Regions from separate parts of the Homo sapiens genome. Here region 2 is linked to region 1. A link is a loop called in an ENCODE intact Hi-C map of the cell type or tissue named here. Cell type or tissue: GM12878. All regions are shown on one strand. Each heading gives the region's core, and the rest is flanking DNA. Links, peaks and the distances in the headings are about the cores only.

Evidence for each region. A loop is a pair of places that touch in the nucleus more often than their neighbours do. Peaks named below come from ENCODE experiments on the same cell type or tissue, not always from the same donor. Only the 100,000 strongest peaks of a DNase experiment are listed, where the experiment ranks them.
Region 2: a loop joins it to region 1, with 5 times the contacts of the local background. A loop is called at or near these places in 26 of 110 quality-filtered maps.

The regions. Positions count from the first base shown.
Region 1 is chr7:46,346,757-46,357,297 of GRCh38, forward strand. No RefSeq gene overlaps it. Among named protein-coding and RNA genes, the nearest start is that of IGFBP3, 430 kb to the left of the region's middle. RefSeq lists a silencer at 5,635-5,929. In GM12878, for the core only: a CTCF peak has its summit at 5,795 (motif pointing left); a DNase peak (open chromatin) is centred at 5,765.
Region 2 is chr7:47,175,086-47,185,626 of GRCh38, forward strand. No RefSeq gene overlaps it. Among named protein-coding and RNA genes, the nearest start is that of SNORD151, 280 kb to the right of the region's middle. In GM12878, for the core only: a CTCF peak has its summit at 5,314 (motif pointing left); a DNase peak (open chromatin) is centred at 5,262.

The DNA of each region.
Region 1 (10,541 bases), core at 799-8,798:
ATGTGGCATGGTTACTCTAATTGTAGAGATTTCAAATGAAGATGACGTTTACCTTTTCTCCATTATTAGCTGATGTTCCAAAATATTTATGTCTTCACTTGAGGGAAGATAAAGAAGTCAGGGGATTAGTTGCCAAACTAGATGTAAAGCCACGTGCTTGCGCATCCTGCACAGAGGGTAACCAAGCATTTCCTTCTGGTAGTCCTGTGTGGTGGCACAGAGACAGGTGAGGGTTTCCTTCAGGAACACACACACCATTGTGCATCAAAGGAAGAGCAGATGTGGGTGAGAATGATAACAGTAGTATTAAAGGAGTTCAATTGTAGTTAATTCAAGAAAAAAGAAGTACACAAAACTGTAAATGAGAGAGAGAAGTAGAAATGGTTCGGGGGGAAGTTAAATAATTGTATAGATTACTGTGTGCAAATACATGTGAAAACCTCTATGTGACTTTAGGGAACTATAAACATTCAAATAACCCAAGAAGAGAGAAATAAAATGTAAATGACTCCACATCTTATAAATCTTAATGATTAATGATGGAGAAAAACTAAAAACACTCAGATAGTCTTCTATATAAGAATAAGAGCAGTTTCATGGGTGAATCTTATAAAAGAATAAACTTTATGTGAAGATATACTTATTTAAATTCCTCAGTAAAGTGATGATGTATTTTACCTCTTATATTAGTAATATTTAAGAAGTTTTATAATATTTAGTACTAATTTTTATCAAAATGTAGAAACTATTCCGAGTCAGCAACTCTACTTCTTTTAATTTTTCCTACAAATTTCATGCAAAAGTATGCACACTTAGGAAGTTTTGTCTGTAATAACAAAATACAATTAATGACCAGGTGATAATTGGTAATAGTGGAAGATAAATGATCTGTGAAATCTGTGAAAATCCATGGGGATATAAGAAACAATAAAATGTGTTGACATGAGCTGACATGGAAATAAATTGAGGGAATGTGACTAAATGTTTTTAAAGCAGACTATAGAATGAGTATCTGCAGTATGATTTTTTAAAAGTAGATAAAAAGGTAGAGAAAGCTAGATCAAGAGAGAGAAAGACACAGAGGTCAAGAGAGAAGAGTACAGAATTAAGAATAGAGAAGAAGATGGAAATTGGCATAGGGATAAAAGTAGGATATGGAAAGAGATAGAGACAGGGAAGATAGAGACAGAAGTAGAGCGTGAAATAGCTGGAGCTACCCATTGTGTATGTGCAAGGGAAACCTCTAGAGGCATGTACAGGAGCCTGCTCCTAATTTTTCTCTAGGGAACAAAACTGTGGATTTAATATCAGCTGCAGACCGACAATTAGTTGTCTTTAAATTATAAAATATTTCAGATATATGCACATATAAGACATAATAAACATAATTGCTTCTCTAATTGCTAGTAAAATAAAACGTTACAAAACCATTGTCTTTCATAGCCTTCCAAGGTTGAGTCCCCTCTCTTCTTTCTAGAGGTCACCATGACCTTGAATTACGTCTTGTAACATCTTACATAAGACATTATGGTGTTGAGGGGTTTGAGGGAGTCCAGCTGTGGCTGCAGGTCCCAGGGTTTCCAGTCCACCTTACCAGTGGTAAAGTTGAGGTATATGCACACACATACACACATGCATATATATGAAACTGTAAAAATATGTTACCATCTTTGTATATTTTTACATTTGTAGAATAGTAACATTATATATATACTTTTATGACTTTTGTTTTTTCTACTCTTATTATCACTACTCCCAGGCCAACATATTCTTTGATTGTATGGTTCTTCCTCTACTTTTTATATTTTTTTCTTATATTTAAATATCTTTTCATATGGATACCTGCATTTCTAAGGCAGTCATTTTCACTGCTTACACCGGGATGAAGACCTAGCAACCTGCTTGAGCCTTCTCTGGTGGCAGCATCATGAGAACCTGTCTGGCCGCCACCGTGACTTGTAAAGTTGCCGTGACTCTCCCTGCGCACATCTCCTTATGCTCATGTTTCTTCCTAGAGTAGGTACACTCTCTTCCTAGAGGAGAGAAATGGAATTGTTGGATTGCATCACAGATACATTTTTTAATATACTCAATATTTCCAAATTTCTCTTCAGTTTGCAGAAATACACACATAGTGTTGAAATGCTCCTTGCTCTATATTTGTACCAACATTTTCTTTTGTAGAAGTTTTTTACTTCAGCTTATATTTATGAAATAGTATCAATATGAGATCTTAATTCCAATTTCTTTTTTCTTTTTTTTTGACGGAGTCTCGCTCTGTTGCCCAGGCTGGAGTGCAGCGGCGGGCTCTGGGCTCACTGCAAGCTTCGCCTCCCAGGTTCACGCCATTCTCCTGCCTCAGCCTCCCGAGTAGCTGGGACTGCAGGCACCCGCCACCACACCTGGCTAATTTTTTTGTTTTTGTATTTTTAGTAGAGATAGGGTTTCACCCTGTTAGCCAGGATGGTGTCGATCTCCTGATCTCATGATCCGCCCACCTCGGCCTCCCAAAGTGCTGGGATTACTGGCGTGAGCCACCCCGCCGGGCCCCAGTTTCTTAATTATTACCAATGTCTGTCATGTGGAAGAAATTATTATTCCATTTTCCTCTGTGTCTAGACATGTGGAAGGCTGCACTTTGTACCCCCATTTTAATCTTTTTTTGGGTGAAGGGATGAAAAAGTCACATAATTATCTTTGGCTCTCTTCTTTGAAAAGTTTACATGTGGTTTGGCACCTCCTTTGAAAGGCAGCAGCTTTCTCATGTTAACACCTTTTTACCCCGTGTAACCTCTTATTACACTGGTTCTTAACATTTCTATATCAAAAGCTGCTTTTACATAAACTGCACGAATCATGTGCTTTGTCTCTTTAATCTTTAAAGCAATTAACTACAGAATTAGATTATCTAAACTGGAATCAGCATTGCATTCCTGGGAGGAGAAGCTAACTTGGATCTTATCTTTTTAACATACTATTGGCTGAAGTGTTCTAAAATTCTATTAGGATACTTTCATTTATGCCCATAAATAATTTTGATCTGTAGTTTTTCTTTTCTACATACCTAAATTGGTGATTCATATCATATTTATCCTATAGTCTTAAGATTACTTTGGGAGTACTCCTTATTTTTATTCTCCGGGAAGTCATGCATAAGATTAAAATTTTATGTTCCTCAAATGCTTGATACAACTCACTTAATAAATGCCACTTTTGTTGTTTTCTGTGAATATCTTCAATGTTGTTTCAATTAATATAATTGTTATCTGTCCATTGAGGTTTTCTGCTACCTCCAACATGTTTTGTAGAGTGATATTTCTATTTATTTAACAATTTGTTAGCAGCTGCTACTGGCCTATTGAGATCATGGAGACCTTTTTCTCTCTGCTCCTTCCTGCTAAACCCAACTATAGAAATAATGCAGCAGACAGCCATGGGAGAAGCCTGGAGAGCAGTAAGAGGAAGGAGAACTCATGACTTATCCAGGACCCCAGAACTGGAGGAACAGCAGAGCAGCAGGGCATCTCAGCTCCTCAACCCAACATAAAAAGGCCACCTAGACTCAGCATTTCCCCACCCCCAAACCAGCAACATTTGACAGTTCAAGTAGGAACATATTTCCCTGGGCTGACCTGAGATCTCTGGCACCTCCAGCAAGGGGGATCAAAATGGACTCTTGACAATAGCAAGCAGCCAGGGCACCCACTCTCCTCTACTGGCTCCAAGACTGTCTTTTGCCAGCAGGAGACACTGACACTCTCGGGGAAAACCAGCAAGAGGTACCTTGACAGAAGAGGGACCTGGCCCAGGAAGTCTCTTCCCCATCCCTGCAGGCCAGAGACTCCCCTGTTCTGTGCAAAACACAAGATCAACAGCCAGAGGGGCTTGACACAAGCAGTGTGACCAGTGATGGCTTTGTCTTAAAGAGACAGAGACACTCCCCTTTTCAGCACAGAGACTGGGGGGCTGCCGAGGACAGTTGCAAAAAGGACTCCACCCAAAACTGGAAACAGCCCATATGTCCCTCGACAAATGAATGGCTAAACAAACTGGTGCATTCAGACATAATAGAATAGCTGTCCGGGATCACTCTCTCTGTGTGCTTACAGAGCAGCACAGAAAACTTACAAGTGTTTCTTCTCATCACTTCCTCCTCCCATGCTGTTCTTGTCCAGCATTTTTTTTAACCTTCTGATGTTGTTACCCACAAAATTAGTCATTGCCAATAGTGCTGATTTTATTTATGAGCAATATATCAATAAGTTACTGAAATATTGACATATTTTTGATTTAAAATTCTGGAATATAGACAAAGATACGAAATATTGTTTAAATAATGAAGATGAATGAAAAATACAATGAGAAAGTTTATTATTTTATTAGATTCTGGAGAAGATAATAAAAGCAATTGGTAGAGATGATATTTAAAGATATATACATGAAGATTTTCCTGAATAGATGAAGCTTTCAAATTCAGGAACGTGTCTCTTTCATCAGGCTGTTTGAAAAATGTTTCTTCATAGTTTTGCAGCTGCCTAATAATGTGCTTACTGTAAAATGAAGGAGAAAGATGTACCATGCAAATGGTTCTGCTTGCTATTGCTGCATTATTTAGGGATTTAAAGATTTTGTTGTTGTTATTTGTTGTTGCTGTTGTTCTGCCGAGATGCCTTAAATCTCAGGTAGCATGGGAAATTAAACTCTGCCGCTTCGCTAGGTAATATAGGATTTGTCTTGAAATGAACATGGAATCAAAAAGCAAAGTGCTTTTTTCTTCTTCTCTTAGAACTGTTTCCAATGATGAAAATTTTGACCCATAACATTCACCTGTTCATTTTATTATCCCACAGATACATGTATTTTTGTGCTGCTATATTAAAAAAACACTGCAGCCATGATGAATTCTCCCCTGCCCCCACATTATTCTCTCTCTGTCTCTTACACACACACACACACACACACACACACACACACACACACACACACGATAACTTTGGTTGTCTGCATTAGTTTCTCCTTATGTCAAACACCATTTATCCATTTTTTCTTTCTGGAAGGCTTGACTACACTGATCATGAATTATATACTTCCTGCAACTAGTATTGTCTATGGCAAACTGATCACCAGTAATAATCACTTGGTATTCTGTATATACCACAGCACAGGGATAAAACACAGCCAAAGAATTTATTAGAAACACAAGCAAATCTGGCATTAGCTTCCTTCTAATTGATGATAATTAGACAAACTATTTTAACATAATTATTCAGGTACAGGTACAAGGCATGTTGAAACAAGTTACTTGCATTCTAAGTTTCCATATGTGGAAAGCTTTACTGGAGAGCTATATATATATATGTATGTATATATGGAGATAGAGTAAGAGAAAGAGAGAGAGAAAGAGAAAGGGGAGGGAGAGGAAATGTTTCTTGTGCAATAGTATCATAAATTGAATACTAATTTTAGATCATTTTGCATTTGCTCAATGAGCAACAACTGAGCATGCCTGGTTTGCAAATTCAAGAGTATCTCAGCAGAGATCATTTTTCATTCTTTGTCTCTAAACTGATTTAATGCTACCTAATAAGCACCTGTACTTCCCTTTAGTCAATCTTTTTGTTCATTTCTTTAATGTGGTGATGTCAAACCTGTACAAACATAAGTTACACAGTTCATTTCCCTACTAGACTTGCTCTTCTACCTTCTGTGTAAAGTCATCATTTTCAAGAATGCTAAGCATGTAAAGTTGGGGACCACCTGTACTTTTGGAGGGTCACTTTGGTAGAACAACACTGGCACCTAGTGGCACGTGTTATGAAGGGAAATACCTCCCAAAGACAGGCCATGCAGGAGTGCAAATCCCCATGGATTTACCAATTGGTCCTCAAGACTTGGGTTTGCTGGTCCATAATAACATGCATTTTAATTGCACAAGTCACAGAGCTCCGGTTCTCAAAAATAGTGTGAAGAAAAAAAAACACTGTGCTACCTTTTGAGACTACAACTACTAGTTTATAATATTTTGCAGTGTAATTGATTATAGGAAATAAACTAATGACTTAATCAATGGACAACATCATATTGCCCAATGTTTTTGAGTAGATATTATAAGAAAAGAATAAAAAATCCACAATCTTTTCAAGTCCTAGAGGAATTTAGGGCCTAATCAAGGTGACTAGATGTTTATTTTTCAATTCATACATCCCAAAATATGTATGGATCCATTCCATGAGTTCTGTTTGAGGTACTGTGGGTAAAGAAATAGGGCAAGCTCCCAGTCTTCCAGGGGAGGTCAATCAACCAGTCAGTTATCTTATCTGCCCCATAGATGTAAAGGAATAAATATGGGTGAGAATTATAGAAACAAATCTTTTTTTTTTTTTTTTTTTTTTAATGGAGTCTCGCTCTGTTGCCTAGGCTGGTGTGCAATGGCGCAATCTTGGCTCACTGCAACCTCCGCCTCCCAGGTTCAGGCAATTCTCCTGCCTCAGCCTCCTGAGTAGCTGAGATTACAGGAGCCCACCTGCATGCCCGGCTAATTTTTTGTATTTTTAGTAGATACTGTGTTTCATCATGTTGGCCAGGCTGGTCTCCAACTCCTGACCTCAGGTGATCCACCCACCTCAGCCTCCCAAAGTGCTGGGGTTACAGGTGTGAGCCACTGCGCCTGGCAGGAAACAAATCTTTTACAGTGAAAGAGGAGAAGACTCTTGGCTGAGGAACACAGAAGTTTTCAGAAACCCACACTAACTCAGTTGGGTCTTGAATGGTGGGCGTAACTGGGCTATGCAGACATGAGAAGGAAGGAGGAGGAACATTTTGATGGATGATGTGCCCTAATCACGGCTTGAGTCAGGAAACCTTGGGGTGTATATAAAAAGGGTCCCAAGTAGTTTTTATAGAAACATGAGTCACAGGAAAGGGTTCAGAGGTACCATGTTGGACATGCAACTGGATGGACTGCAGGAAAGGCACTGGCTGGGTGCTTAGGGGAGGGAGAGGTGGCAGCCACCTCAGGGGTGGGCACTTGGGAATTCTTACAAGTCCTTTGACCTCTCTGTGGCCTTCACCACACTTTTTCTGGCACCCTCATCCCTCCACTCATCAGGTCATGGCTTTCTTCTGTAAGCCAAGGGCAACGTGACCACTTACTTGGAATTGTTCTGAGTAACAGCAATTTCAAACATCTGTCTTGTGATCAAATTATGTAAATAAAACTCCTGTTAAAAGAAAAAAAAATCATCCTGAGTAGAATTTTGTTTGTGTTTTGGGGTCCATGTGGCATAATAAAATTGTTTTCTAGAACGATAAATCCGGCTCCAGGAAGCAGAATGGAGTGGAGGTGAAAGACTGTCACCCAAGAACAATTGACTCCTTCAAGCCAAAGGCTCCAAGTGTCCCAAGCATTGTCATTGGACAATGGAGAATGGACCAAAGGGAGGCAGTAGGGGTTGGCTTGAAGATACACTGGACACTGAGCATTAGTGTTCATGGGGGCAGGGGACACACTGGGAACAGAAGGAAAGCCATTTCCTTCAGATAAGTGGAAAAGAGAGGAAGAGCAAACCTGAAGAGAAGGCAAACATGCTGAAGGAACGATGTCTAGCACGAGGCTCACTGTGGTGCTGTGTGTGGTGGGACAGGTACTCACTCTGTGGCTGGAATGGGGCTAAGCCTTCCCAGGAAGGCTGCTGGTGGCAAGGCGCGGCTCCAGGTATCCACACTAAAGAGAGTGTCAAATGTCGAGACAGGGTCTTGGGCCCCATGCCCCAAAGGGAGAGACACATCCCCAGCCTTCTGAGAGAGTGGCAACAGCATAGGCCCAGTTGCACGGTGAGGAAGGAGAGAAGCAGGTCCATGGCCCTGTCCTGGAGACCACTTGGGGATGTGTTGGGGAAGCCAGGACAGTGTTCCTCATGCTCCTTTTGCCGTAACCCAGGGAGACTTGCCCATGCTGTTCACCAGGGGGCTGCGAAAAGCAAGAGGCAGGCTCATTCTTGGGTGGTGGGGAAGGGTGATCATGGGAGGGGTAGAGGCAGAGCTCCGGCACTGGCTTCCAATTGCAGATGTAAGCGCTCTAGGGTGGCTCGGTGTATTATCCCACAGCAATGGGGTAAATTTCATTTTTGTGATAGCCTCCAGCACAGATAACTTACAGAGGCCACTGCAGGGAAGGCAATGCCAGAAAACACAAGAAAGGGGCAAGCGGGTGGCTTCCAGGGCAGGCGCTGCGACTGCCTCTGAGCATAGCTGTTTCCAGGGAGTGGGCCTCCTGCATCCACGAAGGTGCACCTGGCAGGACCCCTAGCAGATTTGCGTGGTCACTGGGATGGTTTGATGGGTGACGACGTTGCCCTGTTAGTGATCAGCCTACACACATGCACACATACACCACCAATGGGATTTGTCCATTTTTGACTTTTCCTTCATTCCATTATCTATCATCATGAACAATCCTTTCCTGACTTATGTTTTATGAACATCCCTCAGTCAGTTCTGTGGAGAAGGGATTGCAGTGGGATAAATATGTATCAGAAAAGCCACCTGGGAGGACAGTGTGACATTTCAAATTACGAATGAGGCAGCTCAGGGCAGGGCAGCAGCATGGGAACTGTAGATGGTAAGCATATTCAAAAGCATTTTGGAGGCAGAAAGAGTGTCTTGTAGAGATCAGGAGGCCAGGTGATTATGGGACGCATTATAGGTCTGTTGAGCTCTGCTGAGAGAGATTTGAGGCTGGGAATGGGTAACTTGCTGTTAGCACATAGGTGACTTGTGTAAGTTTCTTGGCATTATTCCACTGCTTGGATTCTGTCACAGGGAAAGCACAGTAGTGGGCCGTCATCTTCTTGCAATGGCAGCAATTGATTGCAATAGAGTGGACATATTAATGCTAGCTACAAAACTGAATTGTGTGACGGATGTATAGCCTAGTACACTGCCCTCTGTCCATCTCATGGAGGGCATCGGTTGCCCTTCAGGGGTGTTATGAATTTGTGGGTGAATGAATGATACAAATCTGAGTAAAGAAATAATGAAAAGGCTCTTTCCTCACACCAGTAAAGATAATTCTCACTGAAATTTGAAATCATTAAATGTCACCTTCTCAGAAAACTATGGTTGAACTTAATCTTATCCTCAGTGAAGAAGGACAATGACAACACAATAGAACTAACGTATTTCCAATCTGCTGTGAGGGTGAATAAGTACTATCATGCCTCCGCTGAAAAGTTTGCACAAGGGTTTTGGACATAAGGTAATCAGCCAATTTCTGCATTTTGTGAAGTTGTCCTGAGCTTAACAATACATTTACAAGGAAGAAGGTTCGGTACATTCATTGGTTTTCTCTATCCCAAATTTCCACACCTGGGTTGAAATAGCAGCTAACAATAGGTGTTGATATGCAGACTTGTTCCCAAGAATCTTTTGTGGCCTGAATTGCTGAAGGGGCTGGAACAGCTGTCCAGTGAGTGCTGCCTGGGCCAACCAAGGGAGGCTCACCCTTCCAGTTCTCAAGCAACCCTTTGAGAGAGTCCAAGGAGCCCTTACCTGGATGAGCTCTAAGCTCTCCCTTTAGCATATGGACCATTTACTTCTTTTTCTACACATGCAAAATTTATGTATTCATAAATATTAGTTTATTCCTTTGTAAAATGCATGTCTAAAGATCACCAAAGTCTACTGCAGAAAGCTTAACAGACAGCCCTCCATGGAGCCTTTGTTTAAAAATCTCTCCTTGAAGTGAACTGATTACCTAACAGCGCAGACCATTCTGTTGCCAAGAAGTCAATGCTGCTAGCAAGTCACCTCTTGTGAGTGTAACATCTGTCTGTGTGATAATCACACAGTCCTGGCTTAACTTCCCAGGCCCCGCTGAGTAGTTTGTTTTGTATCATAGAGGACTTCAGAATAGGAAAGAAATTCAATAGCAACAAATAAACACATTAAAGCATGTTTTCTGTGAAAATGTCCACTAAATGCATCTATTCTTCAGAATAAAAATATTTACTGTTTCTCCTAGGTGATTTCCATGGGACCCAGAATTATTCAGTTCAGATAACTACTTCTTAGGCTACCACAGTCAAAAACTCAAGTGTCGACAGGCAAAGACTAGTAGGAAAGGCCTGAGTAAAAGCTGTAATATAGGACAAATGTATAGGGAGAAAGACCTGCTATCTGACTTACCAGTAACTCGGGGTCTGCAACGTACCTGGAGAAAAAGTGAAAACTTTAGTCAAATGCCTAGAGGAAGTTGGCATCGGCATGTGGATGGGGAGGTAAGTTTTGCATCCTGCAGATTCACACACTTTGTCGGGATCAGGCTTGTTTTCCAAAGACAGCTGTGTCCAACGGTTGGGAGGCCACAGCCTGGAGTCAGGCCAGTCCATGGCAAATTTCCTGAGAGTAGGTAAAATTGGCTAAATCATAGAGAAAGTGTTGTCTCATCAGCCTCTAGAAGGTTCCTCATTCTCATTTTGCAGGTAATGAGACTAAGTGATGCTATTACAGTCTCTTCACCTTAGTTTTCTTATCTATAATTC
Region 2 (10,541 bases), core at 1,100-9,099, 830 kb after region 1:
AGGGAACACAATTCAACCATAACATATAGTGAATGCCTGGAAGAAATAACTTTTAAAAAGTCATATGGGCCAAAGAATTGAAAGTAGGCATCACAAAATTAAACATCAAAAAAGGAAACTTGAAAAGTTTAACCTAAACTGTGCAATTGTCAGAATCACAAGCCCCTGACACATTCTGCAATGTATCAGAAAATCCAGAAACCAATACTTTTGACTCTGTCTCTGAAAGTCCCTTCCTCTTCAACACCTTTCACTCATCCTGCTGGCAGGTGATATGTTCCACTGGTTTGTGCTGCAAAAAGTCTAAGAAGGAAGCTGCATGATGTATTGGTATGGGAGCATCTCTGTACCAGGCTTAGTCACGCCATTTTAATCCATTCTCAACTTTGCAAAATAAGAGTCATTCTATTCATTTTACCTGGGGTCTGCCAGAGGAAGCAACTTTCCCAGAGCAGCATCCCAGGGAGCCCAGGTGAGAAGCCCAGCTCTGTGTGCCAACTGTGCAAACTTCCAGGTCCTGGAGGGAAGGATCATGGACAGTCGGGTCTAGTCAGCTGGAACTTTGTGAGGACACAGCCTCAGCCTTTGTCTCAATCTGACTCTCTTGTTGTATCAGTTGCGGTTCTCCAGAGAAGCAGAACCAAGGGAATGCATATATACAGAAAAGTTTCATAAGGGACTAGCTCATGCAGTTATGGAGTGATATGGTTTGGCTGTGTCCTCACCCAAATCTCATCTTGAATTCCCATGTGTTGTACAAGGGACCTGGTGGGAGGTAATTGAATCGGGGGGTAGGTCTTTCCCGTGCTGTTCTTGTGATAGTGAGTAAGTCTAACAAGATCTAATGGTTTTAAAAAGGGGAGTTTCCCTGTACAAGCTCTCTTCTCTTGTCTGCTGCCATGTGAGATGTGCCTTTCACCTTCCACCATGTTTGTGAGGCATCCCCAGCCATGCGGAACTTTAAGTTCATTAAACCTCTTTCTTTTGTAAGTTGCCAGTCTCAAGTATGTCTTTATCAGCAGCATGAAAATAGATTAATACAGTAAATTGGTACCAGTAGAGTGGGGCACTACTGAAAAGATACTGGGAAATGTGGAAGCAACTTTGAAACTGGGTAACAGGCAGAGGTTGGAACCATGTGGAGGGCTCAGAAGAAGACAGGAAAATGTGGGAAAGTTTGGAACTCCCTAGAGACTTGTTGAATGGCTTTGACCAAAATGCTGATAATGATACAGAAAATGAAAACCAGGATGAGGTGGTCTCAGACAGAGATGAGGACTTGTTGGGAGCCGAAGTCAAGGTGACTCTTGTTATGTTTTAGCAAAGAGACTGGTGGCATTTTGCTCCCCTCCTAGAGATTTATGAAGCTTTGAACTTGAGAGAGATGATTTAGGGTATCTGGTGGAAGAGATTTCTAAGCAGCAAAACACTCAAGTCGTGTCTTGAGTGAATGTTAAAGGTATTCACTTTAAAAAGGGAAACAGAGCATAAACGTTTGGAAAATTTGCAGCCTGACAATGCAATAAAAAAGAAAATCTCATTTTCTGAGGAGAAATTCAAGCTGGCTGCAGAAATTTGCATAAGTAACAAGGAGCCGAATGTTAATCACCAAGACAATGGGGAAAATGTCTCCAGGGCATGTCAGAGACCTTTGCAGCAGCCCCTCCCATCACAGGCCTGGAGGTTTAGGAGGAAAAAATTATTTCATAGGCTGGGCCCAGGGTTCCTTGGCTGTGTGCAGTCTAGGGATTTGGTGCCCTGCATCCCAGCCGCTTCAGCTGTGACTAAAAGGGGCCAAGGTACAGATTGGGCTGTTGCTTCAGAGGATGGAAGCCCCAGGTCTTGGCAGCTTCCACGTGGTGTTGAGCCTATGGGTGCATAGAAGTCAAGAATTGAGGTTTGGGAACCTCCACCTAGATTTCAGAGGATGTATGGAAACGCCTGGATGCCCAGGCAGAACTTTGCTGCAAGGGTGGGGCTCTCATGGAGAACTTCTGCTAGGGCAGTGTAGAAGGGAAATGTGGGGTCAGAGCCCCCACACAGACTCCCTACTGAGGCACTGCCTAATGGAGCTGTGAGAAGAGGGCCACAATTCTCCAGACCCCAGAATGGTATATTCACTGAGAGCTTGCACCGTGCACCTAGAAAAGCCACAGACACTCAACACCAGCCCATGAAAGCAGCCGGGAGGGAGGCTGTACCCTGCAAAGCCACAGGGACAGAGCTGCCCAAGGCTGTGGGAGCCCACCTCTTGCATCAGCATGACCTGAATATGAGACATGGAGTCAAAGGAGATCATTTTGGACCCTTAAGATTTGACTGCTCCACTGGATTTCAGACTTGCATTGGGCCTGTAGCCCCTTTGTTTTGGCCAATTTCTCCCATTTGGAATAGCTGTATTTACCCAGTGTCTGTACCCCCATTGTATCTAGGAAGTAACTAACTTGCTTTTGATTTCACTGGCTCATAGGGGGAAGAGATTTGCCTCATCTCAGGTGAGACTTTGGACTATGGACTTCTGAGTTAATGCTGAAATGAGTTAAGACTTTGGGGGACTGTTGGGAAGGCATGATTGGTTTTGAAATGTGAGGACATGAGATTTTGGAGGGGCCAGGAGCAGAATGATATGGTTTGGTTGTATCCCTACCCAAATCTCATCTTCAATTCCCATGTGTCAGAGGGACCCTGTGAGAAGTAATTGAATCATGGGGGCAGGTTTTCCTGTGCTGTTCTTGTGATAGTGAATAAGTCTCACAAAATCTGATGGTTTTAAAAAGGGTAGTTTCCCTGCACAAGCTCTCTTCTCTTGTCTGCTGCCATGTGAAACATGCCTTTCCCTTCCCTCATGATTGTGAGGCCTCCCCAGCCATGCGGAACTGTAAGTCCATTAAATCTCTTTCTTTCGTAAATTGCCCAGTCTCAGGTATGTCTTCATCAGCAGCATGAAAACTGACTAATACATGAAGGCTGAGAAGTCCCATATCTGCCATCTGCAAGCTGGAGACCCAGAAAAGCCAATGGAATCACTCAGTCTGAGTACCAAGGCCTGAGAACCAGGTGAGCTGATGATGGAAATCCCAGTTCAAGCGCAGGAGCAGATGAGATGTCCCAGCTCAGCAATGAGGCAGAAAAAATGGAGGGAGAATTCCTCTTTTTTCCACATTTTGTTCTCCTTGGGCCCTCAATGGATTAGATGATACCCAGCAATATTGAGGAGGGCAATTTACTGTCCTGAATCCGCAAATTCACATGCCAATCTCATTCAGAAACACCCTCACAGACACACTCAGAAAAAAAGGGTAACCTGGACACACCATGGGAATGGAATTGACACATACAGTTTACCATTAGACTTGTCTGGGGCTCACCCCAAGCTGCAGAATGAGAGGACCCTAATGAATTCAGGGAGTGGCAAAGTCAGAGCTCACAGGACCCTGATAAAGTGAAAAGAAAAGGGACTCTCTTCTCATTTCCTTGTTCTCATTAAACCTTTCTCTGCAGGGCTTTGTTTTGGAGGAGAAAAGCCTATGTGTTTTGTCAATTTAGACTTACCGATTAGTGACAGAGAAGAAACATGAGAAAGGACTCTGACTGGAAGGACAGCCCCATGGTCTTCCCTCTGCAGGACAGCCTGGTGTGGTGAAAGCAAAGGTTGAACCAAAGCACAGGTCCTGAGTTCTGCCATTCCCTGCTGGGGGCTGGCTGTCTCCAGCATCAGGCCTCTCTGCTCTGAGATTACAGTTTATAGTTATTCCTGCAGTGAGGAAGACTTTAATCTTGGTAGGAAAGTCATTTCAACAGCACGTAACAAAGAACAAGCATGTGAGAGACAGAGAAGACAGAGGATGTGAAGCATGACAATGGTGGCTGGAAGGGCAAGAAGCCCCAAGGCTCACCCGAGGGATAGAAGGTAATGGGCAGGGCCAGTGCAGTAACTCAGTGGCTGCATCCTTGGGGGAGAAGCAAAAGGCAAGGAAGAGAATATCTGCATGTCTTGAAGATGAACTAGAGATGCTTGGGATTGTTGGTTGAAGACCACCCCGAAACGTGTTTCCCACATGCTGTATAAGAAACACACAAAAAAGAGAATGGATGAGTGAGTGAGGAGTAAATGCTGGCAAGTTAGTGCGTTGCTTGACTTTAGACCATTTTAGTAAACGGAGTAGAATTGGCACGAATGGCTAGGGCCCAAGATGAGGTGTCTTACTGTCTGCAAAGGATATTTGCTATCTCTTGAGTGTGTGTTGGGGGTGGAGGCCTACAGAGCTTCTGCATCTCTTTCTGGGGTTTGAGGAATCCCTATTACACACACACACACACACACACACACACACACACACACACACACACACACACCAGGAACCCATCTCTCAGTGAGAAGCTGGACAAGCCCCTTGCAGCTTGGGATGTAAGCAGTAGGCTACATTTCCTTCTGCTGGGCATGTGCCACAGCCGCCCTGCAAGCCACTGTCTGAAGGGTGTCCCTCACTCTGCATAGACCGCAGAGCATGTCAACTCCAACTGTGGGGGAAACAGATGATGTAACTGAGCATTCTATGCCTCAAAATCCTATTTCCCTGTTGATATTAGTTATAAACTCCACCAGGACAAGGAATCCACTTGGCTGGCTACCCCTGCATCCAGATAGAAAAAGTGAAAGATAGAATATGCATGTGTGAGTGCAGAAGGAGAAAGAGAAGGGGAGGAGGGTGAGGAGAGGAGGGGGCCAGGCCCTGCTACCTGCAGATGAGCCCAGTTCCTCTCAGCTTCCCCCTCTGCATGAGCCAGCAGAATGCCTCCACACCCCCACCCCAGTCCCAGATTTTCCATAGCAGCTGAAGGAAGATTCATCAGCATGTCAGCACCAGATGTTTTCTGTTTTTTCTGTGGAAAGTAACCTGACCCCTTTCCCACCTGACGATCCCAGTCACAGCTGTCACAGTAACCAAGGACACAGCGCCTTTTTTTTGTTGTTTTTCTAAGAAAATACCAAGATGAAAATCAGGAAGAACAAGGGAAAGCCATCTCCTAGCTGTCGTGGATCTCTTAGAGCATAGGTGTGCCCTGTAACCTGGCAATGCACCCGGAAAACAAAGCGTGCGACCTCAAGGGTTATCACCTGCATTTTGCAGAAACCTAAGAGAAATCCACATCAGTTGCTTGGGAGAAAGTGTTTCCTCTTCATTACACAAGTTCTTCGTAGAAAATAATATATAATATTTCTTTATTTGGGTTTTCTTGGACAAATCCTCTATAGGGCAGCAGTTTCCCATGGCAGCTAGGCCAAGAGATTCCTGATCAGAGACTGCCATCTGCTGGATGAAGGGGATGGCCAGAGGCTTCTGTGCTTCGTTTTGTTTTGTTCTGAATTCTAAGAAACAAATTGCAGGGCAGATGGGGTCTGATTAATGCAGAAGGGAGTGCTTTTGGCATTGATTGACAAGGAAATTGGCTTTTCTGATGCAACCATAATGGATCAGCCATGGTTACGGCTTTCCCCTGTGTTAGCCCTCAGTAGGGTTATGTCTACCTCATTTGGCAGAAAGTTAAGGCTCAGCGAGGCTAAACCACAAATACAGAGTTACCCAAGTAATAAGCAATAGAACTGGGACTGGGACCTTGGACTATTAGATCCCAAAGATGCTTGATCATCCCAGAGTGAGTCAGAGGCAGTTAGAGGATGAGATTCTTAGGCAAGGAAGGAAGTGAGATGCTAGAAGGGTCGCAAGGAAGAAAAAGAGAGAAAGAAAGGGAAGAAGGTTGGTGGTGGGACCTAAGCTCCAAACACTCTCCGTCCTCACCAGGATGGCTCAGGATGAACCCAGAGCTCTCACATAGATGGACAGACTCACAATGGCCAGGAAGGAAAAAAAAGGATGAAGACCACAAGTAGGTATAACCATGCACTTGCAGAGAAGAGGGGGCATATTGGGCTGTGAGATTGTATAACCAGTGCATCAAGGGACACGGAATCAGTGGCACCATTTCCTGAGTCTGCAGTATAAAGGTTAGCTGGCTGCCCAAGGAGAAACACAGCAAGTCAAAGAGAGGTCAGAGGTTTCTCCCTGAGGTCTTTATACAGAGATCATGATGTAGCGTAGTCAAGGACAGCCTCACCGATGTCCTCATGGCGAGCAAAGTCATGCATTTTACAGGGCTCTGTCTTAGAATGTCCCTGCAATGTACATTACATTTTAGGAGCATTCAGGAAAAGTACTGCAATAAAAGAAAGCCATGTGGTCCCCAGAGCACTCTGATGATGTGGCTTAAGGCTGGGACCAAATGAACAGTATTGAACACTAGCAAATGCCTAGGTGCTTGTCTCCGTGAGTTTTCTTTGCGACGCATTTTGACAAGCGTGGGATAGCTCTGAGTTTGACATTTTATCTTCTGAGATGAAGCTGGAGAGAAGCCAGTCCAGGCATCCCGTGCTGCAGTGGCTTTTAGGGGAGCTGAGGACGGCAGTCTTCCTGTGTCCAGGCCCCCCAACCAACCTCCTCCACAGATGGGCAGAAGAATCTCAGTGAACTGCATTAAAATTGGTCTTTACCCCATGAAAGATTGGCAGTGGTGCAGGAAAAAGAACAAAGGGCCAAGCCTCAGTCTCCCCATCATCAAATTAGAAGAGTTAGCTAGATCCGTGATTTCAAACTTCCCTCAATCCAGCTCCCTGCTCAGCCCTGTCCCAGCCCGGCCCCAGAGTCCTTCCCTGAGTGCTGCAGCTGCAGCAGGACTGAGAATTCCCACCCTGAATGCTACAGCTGCTTCCCAAGTATGAAGCTGAACAAATGAATTTTCTCACCAACTTGCTCACATGTCTGACCTGACAGTGCACCTGTACCTCAGCTCCTCCTCTCTGCAGTCCGCCTAGGGCCCTCCCCACTACACTAAAGAGAGGCGTTACCTGTCCTAGGAATAGCACACTGTTCCCTGCTCTCCCCCCACCATGCCCCAGCAGCTTCCCAAGCTTGGCATTCCTACCAATTCATGTAAGCCAATCCCAAAGGACTCTATTTATAGTTTTCAAATATTGGCACATGAGCTGCTTCCAGCCTGCCAGGTACTTTCTGAGAAAGAACACAGTACAGCTCTCTCTTGCTCGCTCTGCCTCTCTCCCTCCTACCTCTCTCCTTCTGTGTGTGTCTCTCTCTCTCCCCAAATGCTGCTTTTAAGCCTATCAGCCCCTTCACCAGGGACTGTGAACACAAAGACCAATGCAAAAAACATCTTCAACTGAAGCCATTCCAAATTGGAAACAAGCCACCATCCATGGAGAGTTTGGGATGGTTTGGAAAAAAGTATTTTGCTATTGCCAAAGTTCTAATTCAGCATCCTTTGAAATCTTACATTCAAGAAGTAGTCCTTATATAACACAAATTTGGTGAGAACATTCCAATGCTCATCATTCAGGTGTCAGGAAAAGATCCAAATAATAAAAAACTTAAATGAGTCCTTATTTTTTTTTCCACTGGGGCACATATGGCATTCACATGTAAGAAACACTCATAAATGTGTGCCCAGTATTACCCACGACTCACTGGAACCCCAGGCCAGGGGTGGGGACCACAGACACTGAGTGATGGTACAGGAAGAGGAAAGGGGTAGGCCTCCTCCACTGGGCAATGGTTTACTTCTGTGACAACAGGGTCTCCATAGCACAGCATGGTGCCCAGCATGATGATGGGCATCGTTCCTGCACCCTGGGGTCCCCAGAGCTGTTTGGGGTCCCACTGATGGGATGCAAGTAGAGATACCGGACAAGAGCTGGAGTGAGCTGAGGCTGCTAATGTTGCCCCATGGCAGGCATCAAAAGTTTCTTCCTGCCCAGGCTGGGTTGGAGCAAGGAAGACCCTAAGCCTCCCCAGCATCTACCGTATTGTTAGATCTGGAAGTGGGAGCCCTCAGAGAGTATAACTTTGAACCCTATCACAAAATGCTGATATAAGACACAAACAGAGAGCATTCCCCTCTCTGTGCCTTGGCCCACACCTGGGATTGGTGGAGCCTCACATCTCTATGACCTTTAACCTTCACCATCACTGCAGTTGCCTGACTTCTCTTGTTGCCAGAACACACAGAGCTCATAACCAGGGAGCATTTGCAGGTATTTCTGCCTCTGTCTGGAATGCTCTGTCTCCTCTCCTTTTCACTCTGCCACCTGGCTCTCCCTGTTGGAAGGGCCACTATCTGAAACTGCCTTATGTCTTCATATGTTTCACGTGTGCAGCTGTCTCCCCTAGTAGAATGTAAGCTTCAGGGGACAAGGCACTGTTTTATTTATCACCATACCTCCTGCATTTAGCATGTTAATTAGTCATAGTATTTGTTCAATTAGACATGGCAAATTGATACTAGCTACTCTTTATTGAGTACCTATAATGTTGTCAGAGAGTTCACATGCCTTCTGGGAAGTTCCCAGAACAATTCCATGAGACACAAACCTCACACCCAGCTTCAGTCAAGCTGGAATACTATCATTAATATATGCAAATTCAGTAAAGGCAGCTTTATATGAAAGTAAGGTACCATTCCCTGAGCCTTCTAATGGGCCATCTGACCAGGGGAGCAGTGGGAGTAGAGAGAAGTGGGTGAGTCCCAGGGTCAGATGTGGAGGGTGAAGCATGTTCACATGTCTGTGCTCCTAGGAATGTACCCCTGCATCTGGGGTGATGCTTCAGCCTCACCCACAGTGCCCTACACACCTGTCATGCACCATTTACTGGAATGGGTTGTTAGGAGAACGTTCTGCACATTTACAGGGTTTAACCTTCATCCTGGAGAAAAATCACAGCCCTCAAGCTTCAAAGATTCTCATAGAAAATTTCTGGAAAATAGAGATCTCTAGAATTACAAGTCAGAATTGATGTGATTCTTCTGAGACTGAACTTGGAACCAATACAAATGAGAAAAAAGCAGAAAGAATGTGCGCCAGACCCACGTCTGCCCCACCCCCCGCCACTGCAGCCTTCTACTCCTCCCCACCCCGTCCTACAGAATCCAGTTCTGACCACCGCTGTCACTCAGCGTCTCTCCAGTTATCCCCAAGGGGCTCGTCAGTACCAGAGAAATGTAAACTAGAACCACGATCCAGTGCCCCTTTGAACCATCAAACTGGCAAAATATAAAAAATAAGAAACCAAGCATTGGTGAGGATGTGGAGCAGTGGAAACCCCCCTACACTTCCAACTGGAAGGTAACGTGGCCCAACCACCTGGAAAATCAATTTGACAAAATTTAACAGAACAGAGCATATACAGACTCTACAACACAGTCATTCCACCCAAAAGAGACAAGTGCCCATGTGCTTGGGAGACGGCCAGCTGTGCAGAATGGCTCTCTGCCCACTGGAAACCAAGGAGGGAAGGCAACAGCCAGCACTCCCTCGGGAGTACAATTAATAAACAGGTTGTGGTATCTTCTTCGCACATGAAATATCATAGAGCAATACCAGTAAATGAACTCACCACATCTGCAGGCTTAAGAAAAATCATAAGACCAAACCAGAGAAATTAATAAACTACAGTTACATCAACAAGTTACAATGTTTCAAACACATACTATTGCCTGAATAAAAAGTCAGTTTCAGAATGGTGGACACATTGTAATTCCATGTACATAAATTTCACAGTAGGCTCCACTAAGCAACTAAGCAATGCATTGTTTTGAAGAGTGGATGTCTGAGATTAGACTATAAAGCAAAGGAATGTGATTAACATGAAATCCCAAGCAGGGGTCCTCTGGGGTGGGAGAGGAGGAGGCATCTAGAACACCTGGGGAAAGGTGTGCAGAGATATTTAAGGGTATTGTGTGGGGAATTCTATAGGAATTATTTGCGTTAATTATTATTATTAATATTCTTTAAAATGTACAATATGTTTATATAGTCTTTACTCTTTAGAAGACATTTCACAATTTAGGGAATTAAAAATACAAAAGTAATGAGTCCTTCATGTTACGACATTCCTGACATAAGCATAACACACTATAAGTAGATCCGTAAGACTCAATGACTAATTTTCCCCTTCTAAAAGAAGGAAATTAAGAATAAAGACTAAAGGACAGGGATGGAAATTATACCTGCATACAGATCTCTAATCCCAATCTTGCTCTGTTACACAGAGATTATTTTACCTTTTAGCCCCATTTGCCATTTTTACTTAGTACTTGTGTTGCTCTATTCGAGTTCATATTCTTGGCACTCAGAATGTTTTCTGGCATGAAAGTTGGAGAAACTTGGGTAACCTTTCAGAGAGTCTCCTGAGCTCGACATATCAAACTTAACTGCCAGGATATTTTTAAATTATCTGCTGTGATTCATGGAAGTCAGCTCCTATGGCCGGCCACTGAGCATTTTGTTGACAATGATTTGCTCCTCTGGGCCAGGCTCTGGGAGGACACTTGTTTCAGGAAAGGAAGGAAGCCCAAGACACAAAGCCTACAGATTAAAAGCCAGTGGCCTGGGCCTGGATGAGAGGAGCTCTGGGGTCTGGGGGATCCAAGAGGCAAGGCCACAGGCTCCTGGAGGAGGGTAACGGCTCCCG